Linked DNA regions of Homo sapiens: all the other regions are linked to region 1. Evidence: chromatin loops called from intact Hi-C (ENCODE). Cell type or tissue: heart left ventricle. All regions are shown on one strand.

The links. Hi-C counts contacts between places; a loop is a spot of excess contacts. Peaks named below come from ENCODE experiments on the same cell type or tissue, not always from the same donor. Only the 100,000 strongest peaks of a DNase experiment are listed, where the experiment ranks them.
Region 2: it touches region 1 in a loop (2.4-fold over the local background); 20 of 110 quality-filtered maps call a loop at or near these places.
Region 3: it touches region 1 in a loop (7-fold over the local background); 79 of 110 quality-filtered maps call a loop at or near these places.
Region 4: a loop joins it to region 1, with 11 times the contacts of the local background. A loop is called at or near these places in 77 of 110 quality-filtered maps.

The regions. Positions count from the first base shown.
Region 1 is chr22:17,170,222-17,174,221 of GRCh38, reverse strand. No RefSeq gene overlaps it. Among named protein-coding and RNA genes, the nearest start is that of HDHD5-AS1, 13 kb to the right of the region's middle. RefSeq lists a silencer at 2,276-2,705 and an enhancer at 2,556-3,057. In heart left ventricle, CTCF peaks have their summits at 2,262 (motif pointing right) and 2,591 (motif pointing left); DNase peaks (open chromatin) are centred at 1,851, 2,291 and 2,661; H3K4me3 peaks cover 1,775 bases; H3K27ac peaks cover 2,459 bases.
Region 2 is chr22:17,364,712-17,368,711 of GRCh38, reverse strand. It overlaps a transcript of CECR2 not described here. Among named protein-coding and RNA genes, the nearest start is that of CECR2, 2.7 kb to the left of the region's middle. In heart left ventricle, a CTCF peak has its summit at 1,633 (motif pointing left); DNase peaks (open chromatin) are centred at 999 and 1,611; H3K4me3 peaks cover 1,190 bases; H3K27ac peaks cover 386 bases; H3K27me3 peaks cover 286 bases.
Region 3 is chr22:17,072,924-17,076,923 of GRCh38, reverse strand. No RefSeq gene overlaps it. Among named protein-coding and RNA genes, the nearest start is that of IL17RA, 10 kb to the left of the region's middle. RefSeq lists an enhancer at 422-591 and a silencer at 1,752-1,811. In heart left ventricle, a CTCF peak has its summit at 1,827 (motif pointing left); a DNase peak (open chromatin) is centred at 1,753.
Region 4 is chr22:17,500,086-17,504,085 of GRCh38, reverse strand. CECR2 (CECR2 histone acetyl-lysine reader) reads right to left here. Exons shown (of 19, transcript NM_001290047.2): 5 at 3,351-3,455; 6 at 955-1,004. Among named protein-coding and RNA genes, the nearest start is that of SLC25A18, 61 kb to the left of the region's middle. In heart left ventricle, a CTCF peak has its summit at 2,206 (motif pointing right); no DNase peak of the experiment used is centred here.

The DNA of each region.
Region 1 (4,000 bases):
GTGAAACCCCGTCCCTACTAAAAATAAAAAAAATTAGCCAGACATGGTGGTGGGCACCTGTAATCCCAGCTACTCAAGAGGCTGAGGCAGGAGAATCGCTTAAACACAGGAGGCGGAGGTTGCAGTGAGCCAAGATCATGCCACTGCACTCCAGCCTGGGCGAGACTCTGTCTCAAAAACAAACAAACAAGCATCCAAAACAAAACAAATAAAAAAAATGGGCAGGAAGAGGGAAAGAGTTGAAAAAAGAAGAGAAAACGATGGAATTGTTAGACTGGAAGTGGCCACTGGAATGGAAAGAGTTGAAAAAAGAAGAGAAAACGATGGAATTGTTAGACTGGAAGTGGCCACTGGAATGGAAAGAGTTGAAAAAAGAAGAGAAAACGGTGGAATTGTTAGACTGGAAGTGGCCACTGGAATGGAGGGCTCGGCTACCTTAGCAGTGCTCCCGAAGCTGCCATTTCAGAGGAAATGTGTGTTAGTCAGATTTTATTCTTTTTTCCTTAAGAAGACCCTTCAAATATGTATAAACCTCAGGACTGCCCCAAAATCTGGATCTGCGCCTGCTCTAGATCAGCTCTTCATTTGGAAGGAGGAAAGCGAGGTGGAGGTGTGTTCGTTTGAAAAGACTAGCTGAAAAGAGAAAACTTACAGGAGCCTCAGCTTGTGAGGGACCTTGAAAGACTATGCAACCAGCCTCACCTTCAGGAAGAGCAGCCCGAGACTTCCTCAGGAAGATGTCCCTGTTTCTTTTTATTTTCTTTTTTTTTGAGACTGAGTCTCACTCTGTCGCCCAGGCTGGAGTGTAGTAGCATGATCTCGGCTCACTGCAACCTCCACCATCCCAGTTCAAGTGATTCTCCTGCCTCAGCCTCCCTAGTAGCTGGGATTACAGGCACGCGCCATCACACCTGGCTAATTTTTGTATTTTTAGTAAAGTCGGGGCTTCACCATGTTGGCCAGGCTGATCTCGACCTCCTGACCTCAAGTGATCTGGCTGCCTCGGCCTCCCAAAGTGCTGGGATTACAGCCGTGAGCCACCGCACCCGGCGCCTGTTCCATTCTTAAAGCTCACCAGAACGCGATTCTGTAAACTGCTTCAGCCACCCATTCCGGAATCCCAAATGACGCCTTCCCATGGTCAGGATTTCAATGAGTGGTGCCATCCTTGGCTCTCACAGGAACTGATCCCTTGGGGAGGACTGTATGAAAATGCATCTGTAAGCTCAGATGAAGTCAGCATGCTAGGGTTGGAAATATTATTTTCACATACATAGTCTAGGTTACTTAATTTATTGTTTTGAGACAGGGTCTCACTGCCCAGCCTGGAGGGCAGTGCTGTGATCATAGCTCACTATAATCTTGAACTCCTGGGCTCAAGGGACCCTCCCGCCTCAGCCTGCCTCTCCAGTAGTTGGGACGACAGACGCGCACCACCACGCCCGGCTGTTTAATAGAGATGGGGGTCTCCTTTTGTTGCCCAGGATAGTATTGAACTCATGGCCTCACGTGATTCTCCTGCCTGTATCTCCCAAGGCACTGGGATTACAGGCCAGAGCCACCTTGCCAGGCCAGTATGTTACTTTAAATAGCAGTCATCCTAAAAATAGCTTACCCTCCTCTGTCCTTCCCTGCCTGGAAAGGGTGTAAAAATAACATTTGGGGGCTGTAAATGCTGTCTAGATCTCTGGAGCTAGGTAGGTGCAGAGGTGTGATTTGGGTTTGGCTGTGCTCCGAAAAAACCGGGGCCGAGCTGCTGGTTTTGAATTTGTCCAGGCTTTTTAGCCAATAGCCTCTTCCTCCGCCGGGAAGGGGTGGGACCCAGCCTTCCAAAACACCTTTGCTGAGGAACCGTGCAAAGACCTTGGATGAGGGCCCCAGCTCAGCCAGGCCTCCCTGAAGCGAAGCCAGCCCGGGGTGGGGACTGGTGGAGGGACTAGAGTTTCTTAGATTCACAGAATAGCAGAGCTGGGAGAGGCCTAAAGACCATCTTATCTACGCGTTTGTGTTTCTGATGACTGATTAAGGCCCAGAGAGGGTCAGTAACTCTTCCAGGTCGCACAGTGGGTGACAGTAGGTATGTGCTCGTCCTGGGACACAGAGCTGTTTTCTTCGCTTGTCTGGAGTGGGTTTCGGGGGTCGGCACTTGCCTCCCAGTGAGCTCCCGGCGCCTGCCAGTCCTGGCTGAGTGGGATCGGTCGGCCTCCACCCCTAATCTCCCCCGCTGCAGAGCCAAAGCACACCGGCCTCCAGGGGGCGCCGCCTCCGGGACGCGCCGACTCTCCCGAGCCCTGCTCTCTCTGGCCGGGGTCAGCCCCGGAAACAGCTTCAGTTTCCTGTCCCTTCCTCCCTGGGAGCAAGGATGTAGGCGCCCAGACCCCGCCCGCGGGCTCCCTTCGTCCGGCGTCCCTAGCGGCCCGCCCGGTCCCGCCGCCCCGCGGCTTGCGGATGGCTGCGGCCCCCCGGGCCCCGGGTGGCTGCGGTGGCGGGGAAACGGCAGAACGCAGGCGGCGATTCGCTGGGGACGGCGGCCGGAGGGAGGCGATGGCCCCAGGCTCGGCGCACCTGTGGAACTGCGCGGGCGGCGCGGCGCTGCTGCCCCCTGCCGGCCGCGCCCGGGCCCACTCCCGTGTCCACCCCGGCCCGGGTGCCCTCGGAGTCCCTCGCGTCACTGTGGGCAGCGCCAAGCTACGGCTTCCCATGGCAGAGCGGGGTGGGGCCGCGGGACGGCACAGAGCTCCCCTGCCGCGAATACGCCGGTTTAGTTGCTTCCCACAGATCACACATGGTCTCGCCTGTCCGCAGGGTCCCCTCCCGGCCTCAAGCCCCTGCCAGGCAGCATCGGCCGCTGGTGACCTTGGGTCATCCTGGCCTCTATGCATTTAGAGTAGACGCCGGGTGGTGGCGGCGCCTGTAGTCCCGCATTCTGGGAGGCCCAGGCGGGGCGCTAGAGCCCAGGAGTTCTAGACCAGCCTGGGGAAAACAGCGAGACTCTGTCTCTTCAAAACAAAACAAAAACAAACAAACAAAAAAGGGTAGAGCCCATAGTACAGGATGAGAGAGTAGTGCCGTAATGAATTTTAAATTTTAATTACATTTAAAATTAAAATGAATCTATATACAATCACATTTCAAAAATTCAAAAAGTATGAAAAGGAACACATTCGAAAGGCTTCTATCCACCTCTGTTTTCCACTGTCCTCTTTCCCATCCCACCCATTCTCCCACCAGGCTTAGTTTCTTGTGTTTCTTTATGCAAAATAAACAAAAGCAAATATATATATTTTTTCCTGCTCTCATATAAAAGGCAGCACAGTATCCACACTGTTCTGAACTCTTTTTTTTTTTTTTTGAGACAGGGTCTCACTCTGTTCCCCAGACTGGAGTGCAGTGGCACAATCTCAACTCACTGCAGCCTCCACCTCCTGGGTTCAGGCTATTCTCCTGCCTCATCTGGACCACAGGCGCACACCACCATGCCCGGCTAATTTTGTATTATTATTTTTTTCGAGATGGAGTCTTGCTCTGTCGCCCACAGATGGAGTGCAATGGTGCGATCTCGGCTCACTGCAACCCCTGCCTCCCGGGTTCAAGCAATTATCCTGCCTCAGCCCCCCGAGTAGCTGGGATTACAGGTGTGCGCCACCACACCTGGCTAATTTTTGTATTTTTAGTAGGGACGGGGTTTCACCATGTTGACTAGGCTGGTCTTGAACTCCTGACCTCATGATCTGCCCACCTCGGCCTCCCAAAGTGCTGGGATTACAGGCGTGAGCCACCACGCCCTCCCTAATTTTTTTATTTTTATTTTTTATTTTTTTGAGATGAAGTCTTTGCTCTTGTCACCCAGGCTGGAGTGCAATGGCACCATCTTGGCTCACTGCAACCTCTGCCTTCCAGGTTCAAGCAATTCTCCTGCCTCAGCCTCCCAAGTAGCTGGGATTACAAATGCACACCACCACGCCCGGCTAATTTTTGTATTTTTAGTAGGCCAGGCTGG
Region 2 (4,000 bases), 190 kb before region 1:
GAGCTGCCTGGAAGAGTGAGCACAATGTGCTTGGAAGGCGGGGGGATGGGGCAGAGGAGATCGGGAAGCCGGGGACTGTGCTCGGAGGGGAGGAGACCCCCACGCCCCGGCGGAGGGATTGAATGTGCTACGGCCGAAGGGTGTTGGAGTGTGTGCTTTAGAAATGCTAACTGCTGTAGCGCGGTGGAGTACTGCTAAATCCTAAGAAAAAAAATCACCCCAGAAACAGGCTAGAAGTTTGGAAAAACTCCATTGAATGCTCAGATATTTGTATTGGTCGTCGCACTTGCATCCTGCTGGTCTCAGAGGGCCGCCTCTGAGTTCGGTGGTCCACCTTTCAGATAGGAAACACTGCTCCTGGTGCGTCCCCCAAATTAATCAACTATTTATTGAGTGACAGGCACAATCACAAAGTGTACAAGGGTTAAACTCAAAGATCCTCTTCTACCTTTAAGTAGTGTACAATCTGGAGATAATTTATATGATAGATTTTGGAATGGGCTGTCTGGATAATTACCCCTCCACTCTCCCTCACTTTATTATGATAATAACTTGTTGTATTTTTTAAGGCAGCATTCAGAAACATAATTTTAAATGGTTAGAGTATATTCACGTGCATCTTCTGTGAATCTAGTAATCTCAAAATACATCATCTTCTAACAAGGGTCTCCTCCGCCCCCCACCACTCTCTCCTGGCACAGAAAAACAACCCAAAGTTCTGCTCTTTCATTCCCTGGAACTATTTGATGATTTAAAGTGCATCCTCAAATTCTACCATGCTTTTTATTTAATGTTTGGCAAAAATGAGCTCACATGTGACTGCTCCCAAAAAGCCAAGCCTACGTTTGTGTGTGTTGGTGAAGCACAGCTACCCCGTGAGTATTGCATTAGCAAGGGAGATGGGAGAGGGACACAGGCCACCCCGGAATTGTCACGTAACCTGAACGAGGTGCTTTCTGGACTTGCTTCTCCGTCTTTTATTTCCTCACAGTTTGACTTTGCACACTTTTTCCTCTGTGTGAGTTGGCCGGGCGCGGTGGCTTACGCCTGTAATCCCAGCACTTTGGGAGGCCGAGGCGGGTGGTTCACCTTAGGTCAGGAGTTCGAGACCAGCCTGGCCAACATTGTGAAACCTCGTCTCTACTAAAAATACATAAAATTAGATGGGTGTGGTGGCAGGCGCCCGTAGTCCCAGCTACTCGGGAGACTGAGGCAGGAGAATCGCCTGAACTCGGGAGGCAGAGATTGCAATGAGCCGAGATCTCGCCATTGCACTCCAGCCTGAGCAGTAAGAGTGAGACTCCGTCTCAAAAAATAAAAATTAAAAAAAAAAAGTGTTACTGCGTTTCCCTGCCTTTATCTTTTGTCATCGTTTAAGCTTCTTCCCTCGCCTCTCAGTTGTCACCACTAGCCAGCCTAGTAATATTAGTGCCTAGGATATTAATGACACCAGCAAGCAGAGGGATGAGATGATTTGGCTACCTTTTAGTACGGTAGTGTGTTTAATGTCGTTTACAAACACCACCCCAGCCCCAATTTAAAGGCTGAGCCATTGTCTTCCTGCCTCCTCCGCCTACTGCCAAGCCCCGGAAATCAACAAGACTGTCCGGGAACGGCACGCGCCCCCTGGTGCTGCTCGGAGATCCGCCCTGTCTCTCAGGGCTCCTCCTCCCTTCTGCTGCCCTTTCCTTCTGAGGGTCTTCTCTGTTCTGTGGCCCAGCACACCAACTTTAGACCCATTTCCTCCCACCATTCTCTAACTCTGTTTGTCTCTACAGTTTTTTCCCTAGTTCCTCCACCTACCCTGCTACTCTGGCCTCAACTACCCTCTGGAACGGATCCTGGCCCCAGGAGCTGAGGGGTCTCAAGTGTCTTGGAATCAACAGTAAATCTCAATCTTGAGTTCCCCGAGTTTGGGCTCCAACCAGAGCTTTTCCATTTGGACCTTCTCTGGCCCTGTTAGGATTGATACCCTGAATCTTTGACCCTGCTTTGAACATCTGTGCCACGCCTCCCCTTGGACTTAACTGCCTCGGATCTATTTTCTGGACTAACTTCCAGCCTAACCTCCTAGAATCTAGATTAATGACCCCCTACCAATAGGCTGGCCACTCACCCTTCTTCCCTTCTCCCTTTGATTCGGAGTGCTATTGTACTTCTCCAGCCTGGCCCATTCTTTCACCCTCGAAACACTAGTTGAATCATCTTCCTTAAAAACACACAGTTTGCCGGGGCGGTAGGTGACGCCTGTAATCTCAGCACTTTGGGAGGCCCAGGCAGGCGGATCACGAGGTAAAGAGATCGAGACCATCCTAGCCAACATGGTGAAACTCCGTCTCTGCTAAAAATACAAAAAATTAGCTGGGCGTGGTGGCACGCCCCTGTACTCCCAGCTACTCGGAGGCTGAGGCAGGATGATTGGTTGAACCCGGGAGGCAGAGGTTGCAGTGAGCGGAGATCGTGCCACTGTACTCCAGCCTAGCGACAGAGTGAGACTCAATCTCAAAAAAAGAAAAAAGAAAAAACACAGCTCATATTTTCTTTCCCCTTCTCATTCGTGCTGTTTTCTGTTTGTGAGCCAGTGCCATTAACTTCAGATAGTATTAAAAGTAGCAAGAAGTAATTCTTTCATATTCTCTGACCCTGAGTTCCATAATCCCCTTTGAATCAAATGTTTTCTATTTAAAAATCCCACAATAATTCGTTTGGTTTTTCTGTTTTGCTTATTCATTAATATTGCAAAAATATTTATGTTTCCCATTGCAAAATATGAAGTAATGTTAGCTATGTTGGGATTTATATAGGTTCCTGGAGGATAATCTGGGAAATGAACCACCCTTTTTTTTTTTTTACATAGGGGGTCTCCCTTTGTTGTCCAGGCTGCAGTGGAGTGGTGCAGTCATAGCTCACTGCCACCTTACTGAGCAATCCTCCTGCCTCAGCCTCCCAGATAGCTGGCACTACAGGCCAGGCTAACCACATTTTTTTGTTTGTTTTTGTTTGTTTGTTTGTTTTTCCGAGACAGTCTTGATCTGTCACCCAGGCTGGAGTGCAGTGGTGCCATCTTGGCTCACTGCAAGCTCCGCCTCCCCGGTTCACACCATTTTCCTGCCTCAGCCTCCCGAGTAGCTGGGTGTACAGGCACCCACCACCACGCCTGGCTGATTTTTTTTGTATTTTTAGTAGAGACGGGGTTTCACCGTGTTAGCCAGGCTGGTCTCGATCTCCTGACCTCGTGATCCGCCCACCTTGGCCTCCCAAAGTACTAGGATTACAGGCGTGAGCCACTGAGTCTGGCCTAACCACCTTTTTTATGACATTGTTTCTTTGGGAAATACACTGTTATTTCCAAAGGATTAATTTAAAAATGTGTGCTCTGCTTTATTATTACTGAACCTTGGAAGAGATGAACAAAGGAAAGTGTGGCTTCTTCATAACCGTCGTTAACCAGGACAAGCATCCAAATCTTTTTCTTTTTCCTTTTTTTTAGACAGAGTTTCACTCTTGTTGCCCAGGCTGGAGTGCAGTGGCATGATCTTGGCTCACTGCAACCTCTGCCTCCTGGGTTCAAGCAATTCTCCTGCCTCAGCCTCCCGAGTAGCTAGGTTTACAGGCACGCACCACCACGCCTGGCTAGTTTTGTATTTTTAGTAGAGATAGGGTTTCTTCATGTTGGTCAGGTTGGTCTCAAACTCCCGACCTCAGGTGATCCACCTGCCTCAGCCTCCCAGAGTGCTGGGATTATAGGCGTGAGCCACTGCGCCCAGCCAAGCATCCAAATCTAACTGTTCAGCCAGTTTTCTCTCTTTGGAATCATGCTACTTCTCTCTTCTTCTTCTTCTTATTTTTTGTTTTTTTGTTTGTTTGTTTTGTTTTTTGTTTTTTGAGACGGAATCTCCCTCTGTTGCCGAGGCTGGAGTGCAGTGGTGTGATCTCAGCTCACTGCAACCTCTGCCTTCTGCGTTCAGGCGGTTCTCCTGTCTCAGCCTATAGGTGCGTG
Region 3 (4,000 bases), 97 kb after region 1:
CCCAGCTAGTCGGGAGGCTGAGGCAGGAAAATTGCTTGAACCTGGGATGCAGAAGTTGCAGTGAGCTGAGAACGCGCCACTGCACTCCAGCCTGGGTGACCCAGCAAGACTTCATCTCAAAAAAATTAGCCGGGCGTGGTGGCGGGTGCCTGTAATCCTAGTTACTCGGGAGGCTGAAGCGGGAGAATCATTTGAACCCAGGAGGCATAGGTTTCAGTGAGCCAAGATCACACCACTGCACTCCAGCCTGGGTAACAGAGTGAGATTCCGTCTCAGAAAAAAGAAAAGAAAAGAAAAGAAAAGGTACATTGAGATTTGAAGAAACAGAGGAGAGGGTTGTAGGTGACTGACTAGAAATAATGTTACGGGAGGAAGAGTGAATGATGTGGTGAAGGGTATAGAACTATGAGAAAGTCCTTGTCAATCACATGGCTAGAGAATGGTGATCACTGAAAAGGAGGTAAAATATAAAAACATTTGCAGAATATTTCTCAATCGAAAATTTTACTAGGGGTTCTAAAATGGTGCTGCGGAAGCAAGCTGGCTTTACTTCCCCAACAGAAAACTGAAAAGAAACACATAGCACCAAGATCATCACCAGCAATGTTCCAGAACTCAAATATGAAGATGAGAGTTCCTGGGGCCACATATGAAAAAAACTTTGAGACATTGTCAAGAGAATCAGACTTAAAGAAAATTTTTTTTAAAGACGGGGTCTCGCTCTATTGCCCAGGTTGGAGTGCAGTGGCTCACTGCAACCTGTACTTCCCGGGTTCAAGCAATTCTCCTGCCTCAGCTTCCTGAGTAGCTGGGGTTACAAGTGTGCGCCACCACGCGTGGGTAATTTTTGTATTTTTAGTAGAGACAGATTTCACCATGTTGGCCAGGCTGGTCTTGAACTCCTTACCTCAGGTGATCTGCCTGCCTCGGCCTCCCAAAGTGCTGAGATTACAGGTGTGAGCCACTGTGCCTGGCTGAGACTCAGACTTCTATATCCATCATGCCCCTCCCTCAAATCTGCCCCACACCAAGCGTGCAGAAAACTCGCTGACTCATGCATTCTTCACTGGAAAAAGTGAGATCGAGATGGCCAGCCAGCTTCTCCATCATCGTGGGTTCACTGGCAGGAAACCTGTCCCTGACTCAACCCACAGAAAGCAACCCACAGAAAGGTTGAGTCCCTGACTCAACCCACAGAAACTCAACCCACAGAAAGGCACAGAAAGAAAGTGTGCCTGGAATAAGAAATATCCCAGAGGACAGCCAGAGACAGAGTAGGGAGGCAGGACCACCATCCCCAGCCCTGGACACTCTGCTCTAATTTGGCCAAAGGAGACAGCAAATCAGCGTGGCTGTTAAGCAGCACCATGTGGTAGGTTTGTTCCACAGGTCCCCTGGGCACAACCCCTAACCATCCTTCCCACACTACTGAAATGTCCCCTTTGAGACCTCCCTTATCCTGATGGGTGGCACTCTTTTGTTTTGAGATGGAGTCTCACCCTGTCACCAGGCTGGAGTGCAGTGGCACGATCTTGGCTCACTGCAACCTCTGCCTCCCGGGTTCAAGCGATTCCCCTGCCTCAGCCTGCCGAGTAGCTGGGACTACAGGCGCGTGTCACCACGCCCAGCTAATTTTTGTATTTTCAGTAGAGACAGGGTTTCACCATGTGGGCCAGGATGGTCTTGATCCCTTGACCTCGTGATCCGCCCACCTCAGCCTCCCAAAGTGCTAGGATTACAGGCATGAGCCACAGCGCCAGGCCGGGTGGCACTAATTGCTTTCCAGAACCAAGGCAAACCTGGGCTTATGCCACCATCTAGTGTCAAAAAGGAGGCAGTGACCTAGCTGGAAAAAAAGAAAAATAAAATAAATAAATAAATAAATAAAACCAACAGGTAAATTAAAAATAAAAACCCCAAGCAAACATATCAAATAAAAACTGAAACAAGCCAGACAGAGAAGATTGAAATAAATAACAAATCCTTTAATGCAAAGACATAGACTCACATCACAGGAAACAATAGCAAAGAAGGAATCATGACTCCAAATGGACAAAGTGAGGAACCAGTGACTGACCTTAATGAGTCAGCAATCTGTGAACCTCTGACCAAGAATTCAAAATATCTGTTTTGAGAAAACTCAGTGATATCCAAGATAACATACAAAAGTAATTCAGAAATTTACAAGAGAAATTTAATACAGAGATTGAAATTTTGAATAATCAAACAGAAATCTTGGAGCTGAGAAATAAATTCACTCAACTAAAAAATTCATGGCCAGTCGTGGTCGCTCACACCTGTAATCCCAGCACTTTGGGAGGCCAAGGTGCCTGAGCTCAGGAGTTCGAGACCAGCTTGGGCAACATGGTGAAACCCCGTCTCTACTAAAATACAAAAAATGAGCTGGGCATGGTGGCATGCGCCTGTAGTCCCAGCTACTCGGGAGGCTGAGGCAGACGTATTACTTGAACCCAGGAGGCGGAGGTTGCAGTGAGTCAAGATCATGCCACTGCACTCTAGCCTGGGCGACAGAGTGAGACTCTGTCTCTGAAAAAAAAAAAAAAAATCATTAGAGGCTCTCAACCAGCGAAATGAATCAAGCAGAGGGAAAAAACCAGCAAGCTCAAAGACAGGCTTCTAAAAAATACACAGAGGAGCAAAAACAAAAAAAGAATAAAATGCAATAAAAATTGTCTCCTAAATATAGAAAATTACCTCAAAAGACCAAATCTAAGAATTCTTGGTGTTCAAAAGGGAGTTGAGCAAGAGCAAAGGGTGGAAAGCTTATTCAAAATCAAACACGGACACTCAAAAAACTTTCCAAACTTGAGAAAGAGACAAATAGCCACATACAAGAAGATCAGAGAACACCAAACAGGTTCAACCCAAATAAGACTACCAAAAGGCATATAATAACGAAATGCTCAATGGTCAAGGGTAAAGAAAGGATTCTAAAAGCAGCAAGAGAAAAGAAGCAAATAACATATAAAAAAGCTCCAATTTGTCTGGCAACAGATTTCTCAATTGGAACTATACAGATCAGAAGGGAATGGGATGGCATTTTCAAAGTGCTGAAAGAAAAAAACTGCCATTTAAGAATACTGTATTGGAAAAGTGTCCCTTCAAATATGGAGAGGACATAAAGTCTCTTCTGGACAAACAAAAGATGAGAGTTCACTACCACCAGACCTGTGTTACAAGAAGTGCTAAGGAGAATTCTTCAATCAGAAAGAAAGAAAAAAAAAACACTAACATGCAAAAAGAAAATATGTAAAGGTATGAAACCTGCTGGTAAAATTAAGTACATGAACAAACCCAGAATACTCTAATACTATAATTTCAATGTGCAATCTACTCATAACTAGTATGCAGCCCAAAAGACAAATCTATCAAAAACAACAATACCTACAGCAATCTGTTAGGAGATGGACATTATAGAAATACACATACATTGAGACAACATAAAGTCAGAATGTGGGGGATGGAGTTAAATTGTAAAGTTAAACTCTTTTTTCCGTGTTCATTTTTATTTTCTTTAAGCTGTTATCTCTTTAAAATAACCTGTTATATCTATAAAATGTTTTTGGTAAGCCTCATGGTAATCACAATGCACAAACCTGAAATAGATTCATTAAAAATAAAAGCAATGAGTTAAAACATACTACCAGAGAATATCACTTAACCTCAAAGAAAGACAGGACTAAAGAAAGATAGGAAGAAAGAAAGAAAGGAAGCAAGGAGTTACAAAACGATCAGAAAACAAGCAACAAAATGGCAGTAGTAATAATATCAATAATAACCCTGCATGTAAATGGACTCAATTCTCCAATTAAAAGCCATGGGTTGGCTGACAGGATAAAGAAACAAGACCCAACTATATGCTGCCTACAACAAACCCATCTCACCTATAAAGACACACCAAGACTGAAAGTGAAGGGATAGCAAAAGACATTCCATGCAACTGGAAGCCAACAAAGAGCAGGAGTAGTTATTCTTATAT
Region 4 (4,000 bases), 330 kb before region 1:
TTTAAATTTTATTTATTTATTTATTTATTTATTTATTTAGAGGCAGAGTCCTGCTCTGTTGTCCAGGCCGGAGTTCAGGGGCACCATCTCAGCTCACTGCAGCCTCCGCCTCCTGGATTCAAGTGATTCTCCTGCCTCAGCCTCCCGAGTAGTTGGGATTACAGGTGCCTGCCACCACGCCCAGGTAATTTTTGTATTTTTAGTAGAGATGGGGTTTCACAATGTTGGCCAGGCTGGTCTCGAACTCCCGACCTCAAGTGATCCATCCACCTCGACCTCCCAAAGTGCTGGGATTACAGGCATGAGCCGCCACAATGGCCTCTTTTTGACTTTAAAGTTGACAATGTATACTTCTGGTTTTCCTGTTAAAGTCATTGTTAACAACTAAAAAAAAATGTAATGTCTAAAGGCAATACAAATATAACTACTGTGAATTTAACAAGATAGATATTCACAGTCTAGAAATGATTAAATATATTGACAGAAATGGTTTTGATTTTGAGTCTTTGCTGAGTCTACCCTGCCTCAACTACACTGTGCAAACTGGTATGTGCCTCCCATTTTTATGTTATTTGGATTACAAAATTAAAATCTAGGTAGGAAACCAGTATGTAGTAAACCTATAAGGAAACCATTGTGTCATGAAGCACTGACATTAAAAAGACCTCTCTTTGAGAAGCTGGTTATTCACTCCAACGTTAAGGTGTCTATTACACTGTCCCCAGTAAACAGGGCACTAGTGAAAAGATCTAGTTCTGATCTTAATCCTTAGTCAGATGATGAGCTGGGCACAGGATAAGGTGTGAGGAGGAGAACTGAAGAAGAGTACAGGGGGTAGGTAAAAGGCTATTGCAATAACCTTTACTTTGTATGACTCTAGAAAAAGAGTCAACACCCTAGCATAAATGAATCATATTTATTTAATTCTTTCTAAATGCCAGTAAAGAACATTACCATGTCTTGTCTGTGGCTCGGATGCCAAGGAATTTTCTTCCTGCTTTTCACTGAAACACAGGAAAAAGAGGTGCCAATTAAAACAAAGACAGGTCCAAAATTGTTCTGTGCCACCCCAGGATGGTAGAACCCATTAATTTAACACAAAGAGAGTGTATGTGTGTGTGTTAAGGGGACAAGGCTTGGAGGCGGAACGCTGAATAAATGAACACTAAGATGCAGGCATGCTGGTCTAGGAGGGAAGTACTGACATACAGCTACCCTATGTTATGGCAACAGTATCAATGCATAAGAAAACAGTAACTTTTATTTTTTATTTTTATTTTTTTGAGACGGAGTCTTGCCCTGTCACTTAGGCTGGAGTGCAATGGCGCGATTTCAGCTCACTGCAACCTCCGCCTCCCAGGTTCAAATGATTCTCCTGCCTCAGCCTCCTGAGTAGCTGGGACTATAGGCACCCGCCACCAGGTGCAGCTAATTTTTGTATTTTTTAGTAGAGACGGGATTTCACCATGTTGGCCAGGCTGGTCTTGAACTCCTGACCTCATGATCTGCCTGCCTTGGCCTCCCAAAGTGTTGGGATTACAGGCGTGAGCCACCGTGCCCAGCCAGAAAACAGTAACTTTTAAAGCTTTTTTTGGAAATCAAACAGATGCACTGTTTTTTTTGTTTGTTTGTTCTTGTTTTTTATCACTGCTCCAGTCAAGAGAGAGATGCAACTGTTAATAATTAAATGCCAAGAAAAAAGAACTGTAGGGATTCCAATGTCCTCCTCCCTGATTCAGGGCCGCACTGAAGACAGGTGTATTTATTATAATTGATCCTTACCTAAGGCAGAGGGTTAAGAGCATGGGCTCCGAAGGGGGAATGCCTCTATTCAAGCTGTGCCACTTACAATGTGACCTCAGGAAAGTTAATTAACTTTCCCCCAAAATGGAGCTATTAATAGTGCCTACCTCACAGGGACGTTGGAGATTAAATGACAAAATGCAAAGTGTATAACGCATTAGGATGAAGTATCATTTTCACTTGTATCCCTGAAACAGAAAGGACACTCTGTGGACTTTTCGCTTGTTTTCGATTAAAGTTTCTATGAGAATGAAAATGTTCTATATTGGCATTATCCAATAAACCATGTGGCTGCTGAGCATCTGAAACGTGGCCAGCGTGAACCAGAAACTGAATTTTAAATTTAATGAAAAAATATTTAAATACTGGCTTACACACACAGCTCTAAAGGAAAAAAGTCACCAGTAGAGGGTAGCACAAGTCCATGGATGCTTGTTAAAATGATTCTACAGTCCCAACCCTAAGCTACTGTGATTCTTGATACTTATGGGGAAACGGAGACAGGTATCATGCAGCTTTCTGAATATCGAAGGACGTGTGAAATCCTAACAAACCCGGAAACAGGTGTTGATACATAAAACGTTAAGTAATTACAGGACATTTGTCACAGAAACGGATAAGCAAGAAATAGGCAGCTGCAATCTGAAGCTGAACTTCTGTAAAGTTAAGTGGATGCTGATTGAGTTAAAATCAGGATCTGAGTGATCTACATTCTTTTTTTTTTTGAGATGGAGTATCGCTGTGTCGCCCAGGCTGGAGTGCAGTGGCATAATCTCGGCTCACTGCAAGCTCTGCCTCCCAGGTTCACGTCATTCTCCTGCCTCAGCCTCCCGAGTAGCTGGGACTACAGGCACCCGCCACCACGACTGGCTAATTTTTTGTATTTTTAGTAGAGACGGGGTTTCACCGTGTTAGCCAGGATGGTCTCGATCTCCTGAGTGATCTATATTCTTAATCTGATTTCCCAGAAATATTTCTTAGTGGTTAAAAAGTGACAGGGTGAAATTCAGCCTAACTCAAGCATTTAGATTAAGTAGGAAGGGAAGAAGCCACTTGTCCTGAGTTATCAGAATTTTTAAGAATACAGCCTCACTTCAATAGGCTTAGTGATAGAGCTGATCCTTAAGTAAAAAGTGTATTTACACAGCATAGGTCAGATTTTGAAAAGTCCTATAGCAAGATTCACATGGTGAAATTTCCTAGAAGATAATGACATATAAAAGAAAATCCCCCAAGTATCTTTCTTTGCTAAAATTAAATATAAAATTGAAGAATGAAAAAAACTGTCTTGTTCAATATAATCCTCATTAAGTGCACATCCATCGTCTAGTAAGAGGACTCGCTTAGAGAGGGGAGGTGACTTGCCAGATGTCACACACTAAGGGCTTCCTGACTGTACTGCACATGTGGTAATTTCATAAGGACTCAGTTTCAGGTTGCTATAATAATGTGCTTCCCATGGCACAGGCAAAATAAAGAAAAAGGAATAAATGAATTAAGGTCCCTTCTGCCATGGTCTATGACCACAACTAACAAGATTTTCTTACCTCAACAGAATCTCCTCCTGCAGTTTCTTCCGTTTTGGGGGTCTTCCTCTTCTTTTTCCCGTTTTTCCAGGAATACTTGAGACATTTTTTTGTCCTTCACTTTCCCTAATAAATAATATTAAATAGAAATGTTCTGGCACAGGATTGGCATTGCTACATATGATTTTAAAACAGTATTTCTGGCCATGAGATTACCAAAAAGGATTAAATGTAGCAGTGAAAGGAAAAGGGAACAGCAACTTCCAGTCTTCATTATTAGACTGTGGATCTGAGGAAAACTAACATTTTGCAATACTAAAATGTGCTTAAGATCTAACTAACACCTTCCGAAGAGTAAGCATTCTCCTAGCAGTAAGAAAGCCTAAATAAGAGGTTAGCATTGTTTTGGGATGCTATGGAAATGCGGCCTCTTCCTTACTTAGTAAAGCTTATGTTTCAGGCATCATTTAAATTCCTTCTGTTCTTAAACTGATGGATACTAACGTTCATAAACTACATCATTAAATTCTTTTTTTTTTTTTTTTTTTGATGGAGTCTCGCTCTGTCGCCCAGGCTGGAGTGCAGTGGTGCGATCTCGGCTCACTGCAAGATCAGCCTCCCGGGTTCACACCATTCTCCTGCCTCAGCCTCCCGAGTAGCTGGGACTACAG